Linked DNA regions of Homo sapiens: region 2 is linked to region 1. The links are chromatin contacts, found by Hi-C or POLR2A ChIA-PET in ENCODE. All regions are on one chromosome and are shown on one strand. Each heading gives the region's core, a stretch centred on a gene start or an enhancer-like site at or near the end of the contact. The rest is flanking DNA. Distances are from core to core; before and after follow the strand shown.

Region 1 (4,253 bases), core at 1,317-3,816:
GATTTCATTACTATCTTTATAAACAATCACAAAATTTCAATTAAGTATTACAGTTTTCATAGAAGCCTCTTAAATGACTGCAGATGTCTTGGTAAATACATAGCCCTCACACAGTTACAATGAAAGGTATTTCTAGCCACAGAGTCCTGCAGTGGCTGATTCCTTTATAATAATTTTCCTATTACTTTTAGTAAAGTGATCTGGAACTCCTAGAAATATAAATTAACAGCTGTAATGTGAATGCTATCACCCCAGTTTAACAGGATTAATCCAAAAAGTTTAAAATGAGTATTTTATAATCCCAACCATGAATACTGGATAAAAGCATAAAGTGGTTGAAAACTACCATCTCTCTAGTAGAAATAAAGCTACAAAATTTTTTCTCATTATCAACCAACGATTTATAGAAACTAGTATTTTTACTCTCCCAAGCAATTAAAAGTATACAAGACAAAAAAAATCCCGATTGTTTCTTTATTATCACGATCCCAGAGCCAAAGGTTTGCTCTGAAGGCCCAAGTGTAAACAATCATTAATTCACAATAAAAAAAGAAGAAATCCTAATTTGTGAGGTTAATATCAGGCAACAGGACCTTTTTTCTCCTGGTCACCTGAGAAATTTTTATATACTTATCACTACCCTACGCCCCCACCAAAAAAGAGAAAGTATATGAAGTATAAGCACACTGGCATGTGTTTAAATGAAATCACGTTGGGCAAGAGCAGTCAACATTTGGCACTTCTTTGGATCTAGTCACCAAGCCCCTGGGCACTGTCCACACACTGGATATCACACTAATGTAGACTCCAAGTAGGGGCCAAACATGTGACTGATGAATGAATTAGGATAAATTAAGAGGAAAGAAAAAACAATAAAAGTATCAACTCTAAGATATTTTCCTGTTGGCCAGAAACACACCCAGGGATCCTTTCTCAACCATCTCATCTTGCTGGGTACCCCCAGGAGGCTGACCAATAGGGATTTCAACAGCTTTGTTATATTCTGTCTTCTGCTTGGGCTTAGCCAAGAGGAAACCAGAGAGCGGGACAAACAGGAAGGGGCATTTATTCTCCTAGCTTCCTCGCTGCAGTGGCAGCACAGGTGTGCTATGTTGCCTTCAAAAGGTCCCAGCTCCTGCTGGGTGGCCCTCTCCATACTGCTGCTCTCTCTGGGTCCCAACAACTGCTCCCTTGCCTTGTCCAGCTATTGCTTGGCCCCAGGTTACTGCACCAGCTCTTACAAGTTACTTACACCTGGTCCACTCCTCAATCCCCACACTGGAGTGTGCTGTTCGTTTCCTTCTGGAGCTCTGACTAGCACAAATACCAATCAAATGAAGGACAAGGAATACAAGGGAATGGAGGGCATCCTCTCTTTCTCCTCTGTCCTGTTCTCTATAAATCTTTTATTTATAAAGTGTTTTCTATTCAGTAACTCATTCTCATGACACACTTCTGGAAGCCAATCATGATAAAGAAACAGGTCTGGGCATGATTTTCACAATTATCCTAAATCCATGATAATTCACTTCTATTGCCCACAATTTAAAAATATCTCATCTGGGCTTTGACTACACCCAGTTTTTCTCCCTTTAAGCTAATTTTGAATTTCTGAATGTTATTTCAATTAAAGGGACCCATTTTGAATCTTGCTGCCATCTTCCAATTGACCAGCCCTAAATTCCAGGTAAATTTCACTCAAGAACTTAATGTTCACATTTTCATTTTATTATACAAATGTTGTGAATTCAAAGTGAAGGCAAAGTTTCACGTAAGAAAAATCTGTATGATGCAAATATTGTAGGCAGAATAATAAAAGTAGGAAATTAAGGTATTATTTGGCACTAGAACAGAATTCAGCCAAAAAACCAGAGTCATACATTGGTATCCACAAGGGATTGGTTCCAGGATTTCCCTCTTTGGACACCAAAACCCAAGGATGCTCAAGTACCTGATATAAAATGGTATAATATTTGCATATAACCTATACACATCCCCCAAATACTTTAAAACATCTCTAAATTATAATACCTAATACAATGTAAATGCTATGTAAATAGTTGTCATACTGTATTGTCATTTGTATTATTTTTACTGTTGTATTGTTTTTATGGCTTTTAAAAAATATTTTCTATCCAATGTTGGTTGAATCCATGGATATGGAACCCGCGAATAGGGAAGGCCAAATGCATATGGACTAAAACATCAACAAAGAAAAAAACTCAGCTTCTTTGTTCCATACAGTTCTATGACAGAGACAAATGAATTATTTCTAACAAATGTGTAAGCCAAATTTCATGTGTCATTCTCCTATTTTTATAGAATTATACCATACTCTCTGAGTTTGAAATGGCCATTTTAACAATCTAGTCCTGATTAGTATGAAAAATTTTGGTATAATAAAAAAACAGCTGTTCCCAAATTACATAAAATTATGTTGTTTCCTAAGGCCACATGAAAATGAAAACTGTAAGAGACTTCACAATTCTCTATCTCTGAATGAAAAAAAGCAGACTTTTCTACTAGTAGATTATTTCAAGAATGCAGTGATGACTAATGTCTTTTCACAGCATAGGGCAATGAAAAGCACAAATAACTCTGACCAATCTAAAGAAATATGACTCTGCTTCCAAGACCACTGGTACTATAAAATCTGGTGACAAGCCCTTACATAAAATATCTAGGGGAGGGATAAGGATCTCATTTTTGCTAATTTAAATATATCTCCAATCAAGTCATTTAATAACTTTAACAAGCAAATGAACACACACAAGGGTGTGAGTCCCAGAAAAAACCCTGCTCTTTCAATGGCCTATATAAATATGACTTGAAAATATCCCCATAAAAGTTATTTGTACCTTCAGGCAAGTACTCTGCCTTTTCTTATCTCAGCTCATCTAAATACCCAGAAATGAGATTACCCAGAAATGAGACTATTTAAGAACCATGCTATGAGAAGGCCACTTCATCCAGTGTGCGTAATTGGCTATAAGGAATACTAATTTTTCTTCCCTATTCGCTAGATCAGGATAAAGCACAGAGAGCAATCTCCAGTTCATTCACATCTCCTTCCATCAGAACAAACATCAAACACAAACTCAATATACTATGATACAGTGCATCAATTTGTAAGCTGTTAGAATACATCACATTAGACACACACTCTCACACAATCTGATGCTTCCATTTTAGGCCTTTTCTTCCCCCCAAGATCTTTTCAACACAACAGGATTCCCACATACAAGTTCTGCCAAAAATCTGTATTTACTCTATGTGTCTGATTCACATAAGCCATATATATGTTTACAATGATTATTTTGCCTATTTGCATGATATAGTCTGCAAATAGTAAAATGACCATTTTAAATCCAATCATATGTACCTTCTTAATGGTAATAAATTAGCATTTATTGTTGAAAGCAATCGTGGACTCATTGGTTCCTTCTCTCACTTAAACTGGCTTCTTGGGCTATTATGTTATCAAAAGAGCTGCCAAGGCCAAACCACATATACAGAAGCATTGCTCAATGCTTAAAAAATGTCAGTTATTACTGCCACTGCTCCGAAGGATGGTGGTGCCCATTTCCATACAAGGGCTCTGGAAAACAATCACTGAATACTACCAGGAACTTCAAGGGTCTACATGGTTTATCATCTTTACTCTGAAGAAAAAAAAGGGGGTGGGGGCAGAAAACACACCTTACCAGGGCCTCTCACAGACTGAGGGAAGCCCATACCACTTCTACTTTTTTTTTTCAAGGGTCTCTGTTATGCCAAAACAGTTACCAAAACTGTGGCATTTAAAGTTACACAATGAATATATTTATTTCACACTGCCAGGGCCTTTCATGACTGTATCTGGAGATATTGTCAAACTATCAGAAGTCTAATCTGAAGATCTTAATGAATGGGAAGGCTCAGGACGAATGCCCCCACCCCACTCTCTTAATTGGTCAGCACCCAGATAAACAACAGCCAAGAACAAAACCCAAGACTCATGGAGCTGAATTATAGAGTAACTGTACTTCAGGTCCACTGGTTTAAGCTAGGAGTTTGAAACATGAAATCTCAGCACCACCTCATCTGAACTTGGGCTACTTTCACATACACTTGGATGAAGTAGAACTAGAAATTTTAAGGAGAAATTTTCTACCAATAAGCACATCATCAATCCACACCTGCAAAGAAAAAAGTATTCAATAACACTGAGTCAAAACTCAATCCATGTGTTGTCCACATTCCAGGCTATATCT
Region 2 (4,109 bases), core at 1,520-4,019, 62 kb after region 1:
CTCTACTGTTGCTTCTTCCTAGAATGTCCTAGCATTGCCATAGTTTAAAGTCCCACATCAATATTTGTTTATTCTCCAGCCATGCAGATTATAGCCACCACCACCTTTCCCTTGCCACATAGCTGCTGCAAGATATCTGGCTCATACCTGCTGTTTACATACAGATTTCCCATCCAACAGAATCCTGTTGCTCTAAGCAACACTATTAGCCTAACAGAAACAGCCATTCTAAGTAACCTTTGAATCTTACTGAGCTTCACAGTATTGTGCACCCTGGTCCAGATTCAGATTTGACATTTGAGGCTAACTGTGACTATTGCTAATGAAACCAAAATAATCTCTATAAAAGCAGCAACCCTCAAACCTAATCAAAGCTCAAACCTTAAGCCTCAGTTTCTAAGAGAGGTCTACCCTGGCTCCTCCTACCATCATTCTTTCTTGCAGTGCCTGTTAAGTTTCTGTTTGTTTCTTTGTTTTGGGACAGGGTCTCGTTCTGTCGCCCAGGCTAGAGTGCAGTGGCATGATAACAGCTCACTGTAGGCTCGACATACTGGGCTCAAATGATCCTTCCTCCTTAGCCTCCCAAGTAGCTGGGACTACAGGTGTGCATCAACATGTCCAGCTAATTTTTTTTACTTCTGTAGAGATGAGGGTCTCACTATGTTGCCCAAGCTAGTCTCGAACTCCTGGGCTCAATCTTCTCACCTTGGCCTCCCAAAGTGCTGGGATTACAAGAATGAGCCATGGCACCTGGCCCTTTTTTTTTTTTTTTTTTTTTTAACCTTTTCTTCAGAGTTTTGATAAGGGTTTTTAAATTATTTACATATGTGTGTATTAGTAACTGTTCTCTACTTGTTTGGAAGCTCCATGAGGATAAAGATTTTATTCTTTTATTTATCATTATATTGATAATGCTTAGCACAGCACCTGCATATCATACATATGAAAGAAATGGTTCCTAAGTGATGGAAACAATTCAAGATATTAAAGGTGCAAACTGGTTACTACCCTCACTACATGCATCTTCAGTCTGGTCTGGCATTTGAGGGCCACTTGTTCTTCCTTTTCTTTTCTTTGCCTGTCGTCATGTTGTTGGGAAAGCAAAAACAATACTAATTCCATATGAAGTTCTGCTTTATGGCATGTAGGCTTATCATCTGCAAGCAGCACCATGCAGACTATAAAAGTGTCAATATTATCTTGAGTATCTCTTTGGGTCTGCAGAGTCATTGGCACATGAAAGCCTCTGGGTGCTTGCTTTCAAGGACTTCTGAAATGGTAGGAGTCAGTTAGACCGAAAAAAAAAATCCTTGCGGTTGAGAATTACATATAATTCCCATGTTTTGAGGCATATCAGAGTAACATATGCTGAATAAAACCAGACACTCTGATTCACTCTTTTGATGACAGAAAAGGACTGGACACCACTAATCTAATAGAAGCATCTAAATGGTTTTGCAATTAAGTAACACTATGTCCTTGTGAATATCTCTCGGCAATCCACCTGCTTGATCACAGCCAGAGTTCTAATCTATACATGAGTCATTCACTCATTCATCCGGTCCGCAATATTTACTAAGCAACATCGTACCAGGTCCTGTTCTAGGTACTTAGGATCTAGCAATACACAATATAGACAAAATCTCTCAGGGAGCTTCTAGTATTCGGAAAATAAATGTACAGTACATAAAATATGGAAAACAGCTGGGCACAGTGGCATCCACCTGCAGTCCCAGCTATTTGGGTGGCTGAGGCAGGAGGATCACTTAAGCCCAGACATTCAAGTCCAGTGTGGGCAGCACAGTGAGACCCCCATCTCTAAAAAAGAAAAATACTAAAAACACCTAGGAAGAAAAGAAGAAGAAAGAAGTTAGAGTATCCCATGAGTAGGGGGTGGTGTTGTGGTCAGCAAGTCCTCACTGAGACAACTTAAGTCAAGGCTGAAAAGAGAGACGGGAATGAGCTATGCTGATTCCTGGTGCGAAAAGCAATCCAGACAGTTGGACCTCAAGGTCAAAGTCCCTGAGACAGAAAAGAGGTTAGTAGGTTCAAGGAACAGCAATGAGGACAGAGCAGAGAGTGGAGTCAATAAAGAGAGGAGTAGAAGGAGATGATGTCAGAGAATGGAAGGAAACAGTAAGAGAAAGTACAAGGCCAGCAGGCCCTCTAACATTTTAGCTTCAGCTCAGAGAGATAGAAGGTTCTCCACAGAGGAATAACACAGTTGCTTTATGCTTTAGCAGGATAACTGACTGCTGCAGAAAGAATACCAGGAAAACGGCTGGACACCAGAACTTCCTTCAGTACTTGCTACACTGGAAATAGTACAGGTTGGGTCCTACACTGCAACCTAAAAGGATGTGGGATCATGTTGATTAATCTGCCAAAGGATTTGATCTGGTATCTTCCATCAATGGAGCACGTAATTGCTGTTTTCTCATCTTTCTTCTTTTGAAGAAGTATTATCGAAAACAGGATTCAGGGGACAGACAGATCTGATTCCAACTCTCATCTTGCACCACTTATGGGATAGGAAGCATGGTACATATTAGGTTTTCCCCTTAAAATAAACATATGATTAACATACTACCTGTGAAGCACAGGGCCTGGCAGTGTGTGCAAGTGACAAATAAAGAATGGCTATTACCATTGTTGTTATTATAGAAGACTCAAGGCTTTGTCAAACACATGTTATAAAAGGTCAATGAAGACAGTAGCATCTTCCTAATTTACTAATCTCAATTGCCAAACCAGCCACAGGAAGTACCCTCTTCAAATACTGGGGACTTTTTTGAAAGCTAATGCAAGTCTAAATACTCATATTTCATCAGACTATTACTTCATAAGATTTAGTAAGGATGGCAGTAACTCCTAAGATGATCAGAGATGAGTGTCAGCTATGGACTTAGAACTCCATTATTCCTAAAGATAAAACGCTGTTCAATTCAAGCCCCATGCCAGAGATTACATAAGAATTCCTGGATAACTATTTTGTTTATTTTTTAAAAATAAATTCTCTGCTGGCAAAACTTTTTTTTAGTAAAATTATCTTTAGTTCTTATTAGCAACATTCTCTTTACAGAAATGAAGTATGTTTTTTAAAAATCTTGAAAACCAAATGTTTTATTTGACAGACACGTTTTATGATCTTTTCAAAAACCCATTCTCATCCGTCATTTTCTGTTTATAAAAGCAAGTACCTCTGGCTGCCTACCCAACATCCCCTCTCCATTAAACATTTGCCAGCAAAGGCCCAAATCAGTTAGGGCACCCATCCCCTCATGTGCATCAAGGGGTGGTGGCCCTCAGTTCAGACTCGAATGTTGAATCCTGAATTGGACCATTGCTGCAAGTCCAAATTCCCTAGTGACTGAGCTGAGCCTGTGAAGCAGTTCTGACTGTGAGACTCAGGGAAGAACTGATATTGGAGGTGGCCATGTGATATTGGGAGCCTGTTAGAAGGGCTCTGGGGAAGTTTTCCTTGCTCCCAAGAAGAAAACACTGCAAGAGAGAGACCTTTTTGTCTCTAGTCTGGCTGCATATGGCTGTGGAGCTGGAAGCCCTGTGGCGGGCTTGCTAAGGGCCTAAGGCAACAGGATCCCAAAGAGGCTGCAGCCAGGGCCCTGAGCTGACATCTGGAGCCTTCCCTACCACTGGACTGCTCCATACATGAAGGAATGCATTTTCTTCTTGCTGAAACCAATTAGAAGTGGGTGTTTCTGCTACCAGCAGCCTGCTGAAACACCGTTTCATAGATGATTATTAATTTTATTTTAATCTAGTATTACAGCTGAAAGTTTATTTTGATAAATGACATCACATTTGCACAAATGAATAAACAGATGACCTTTCCCCTTTTATTTACTCCTTTTCATCATAAGTGTAATATATACTCCCTTCTGAAAAATCACTTTTAAATTTCATAAATGAACTGACTGAAGTCTGAGATTTCCAAAAACTAGTGTCTTCATTTTTATTAAACTTACATCTACTCTGGTTTGGCAGTTATTTACAAAAGCTAAGGAAAACTCCATGACTACATAAGCCCATAGTATTCTTGATAAGAAGAAGGTTGGAAAGATTTATTGCAACCTCTGAGCTGTGCTTTC

Evidence for each region. A loop is a pair of places that touch in the nucleus more often than their neighbours do. ChIA-PET counts read pairs that join two places held with the same protein, here RNA polymerase II (POLR2A). Pooled maps may share reads with other maps.
Region 2: a map of GM12878 shows a loop between it and region 1 (2.7-fold over the local background). The contact joins two enhancer-like sites. A Hi-C loop is called at or near these places in 4 of 168 maps with a recorded cell type or tissue (GM12878, PC-9, dorsolateral prefrontal cortex and 1 more) and 2 of 50 pooled maps. POLR2A ChIA-PET finds 5 or more read pairs at or near these places in 4 of 52 experiments (CD4-positive, alpha-beta T cell, GM12878, PC-9 and 1 more).

The regions. Positions count from the first base shown.
Region 1 is chr9:77,923,910-77,928,162 of GRCh38, forward strand. All of the region lies in intron 1 of GNAQ (G protein subunit alpha q), which reads right to left. Among named protein-coding and RNA genes, the nearest start is that of GNAQ, 110 kb to the right of the region's middle. Within about 2 kb of position 2,567, at least 5 of the 41 ENCODE cell types and tissues checked have a DNase peak (open chromatin) inside an H3K27ac peak, as active enhancers do.
Region 2 is chr9:77,986,047-77,990,155 of GRCh38, forward strand. All of the region lies in intron 1 of GNAQ (G protein subunit alpha q), which reads right to left. Among named protein-coding and RNA genes, the nearest start is that of GNAQ, 44 kb to the right of the region's middle. Within about 2 kb of position 2,770, at least 2 of the 41 ENCODE cell types and tissues checked have a DNase peak (open chromatin) inside an H3K27ac peak, as active enhancers do.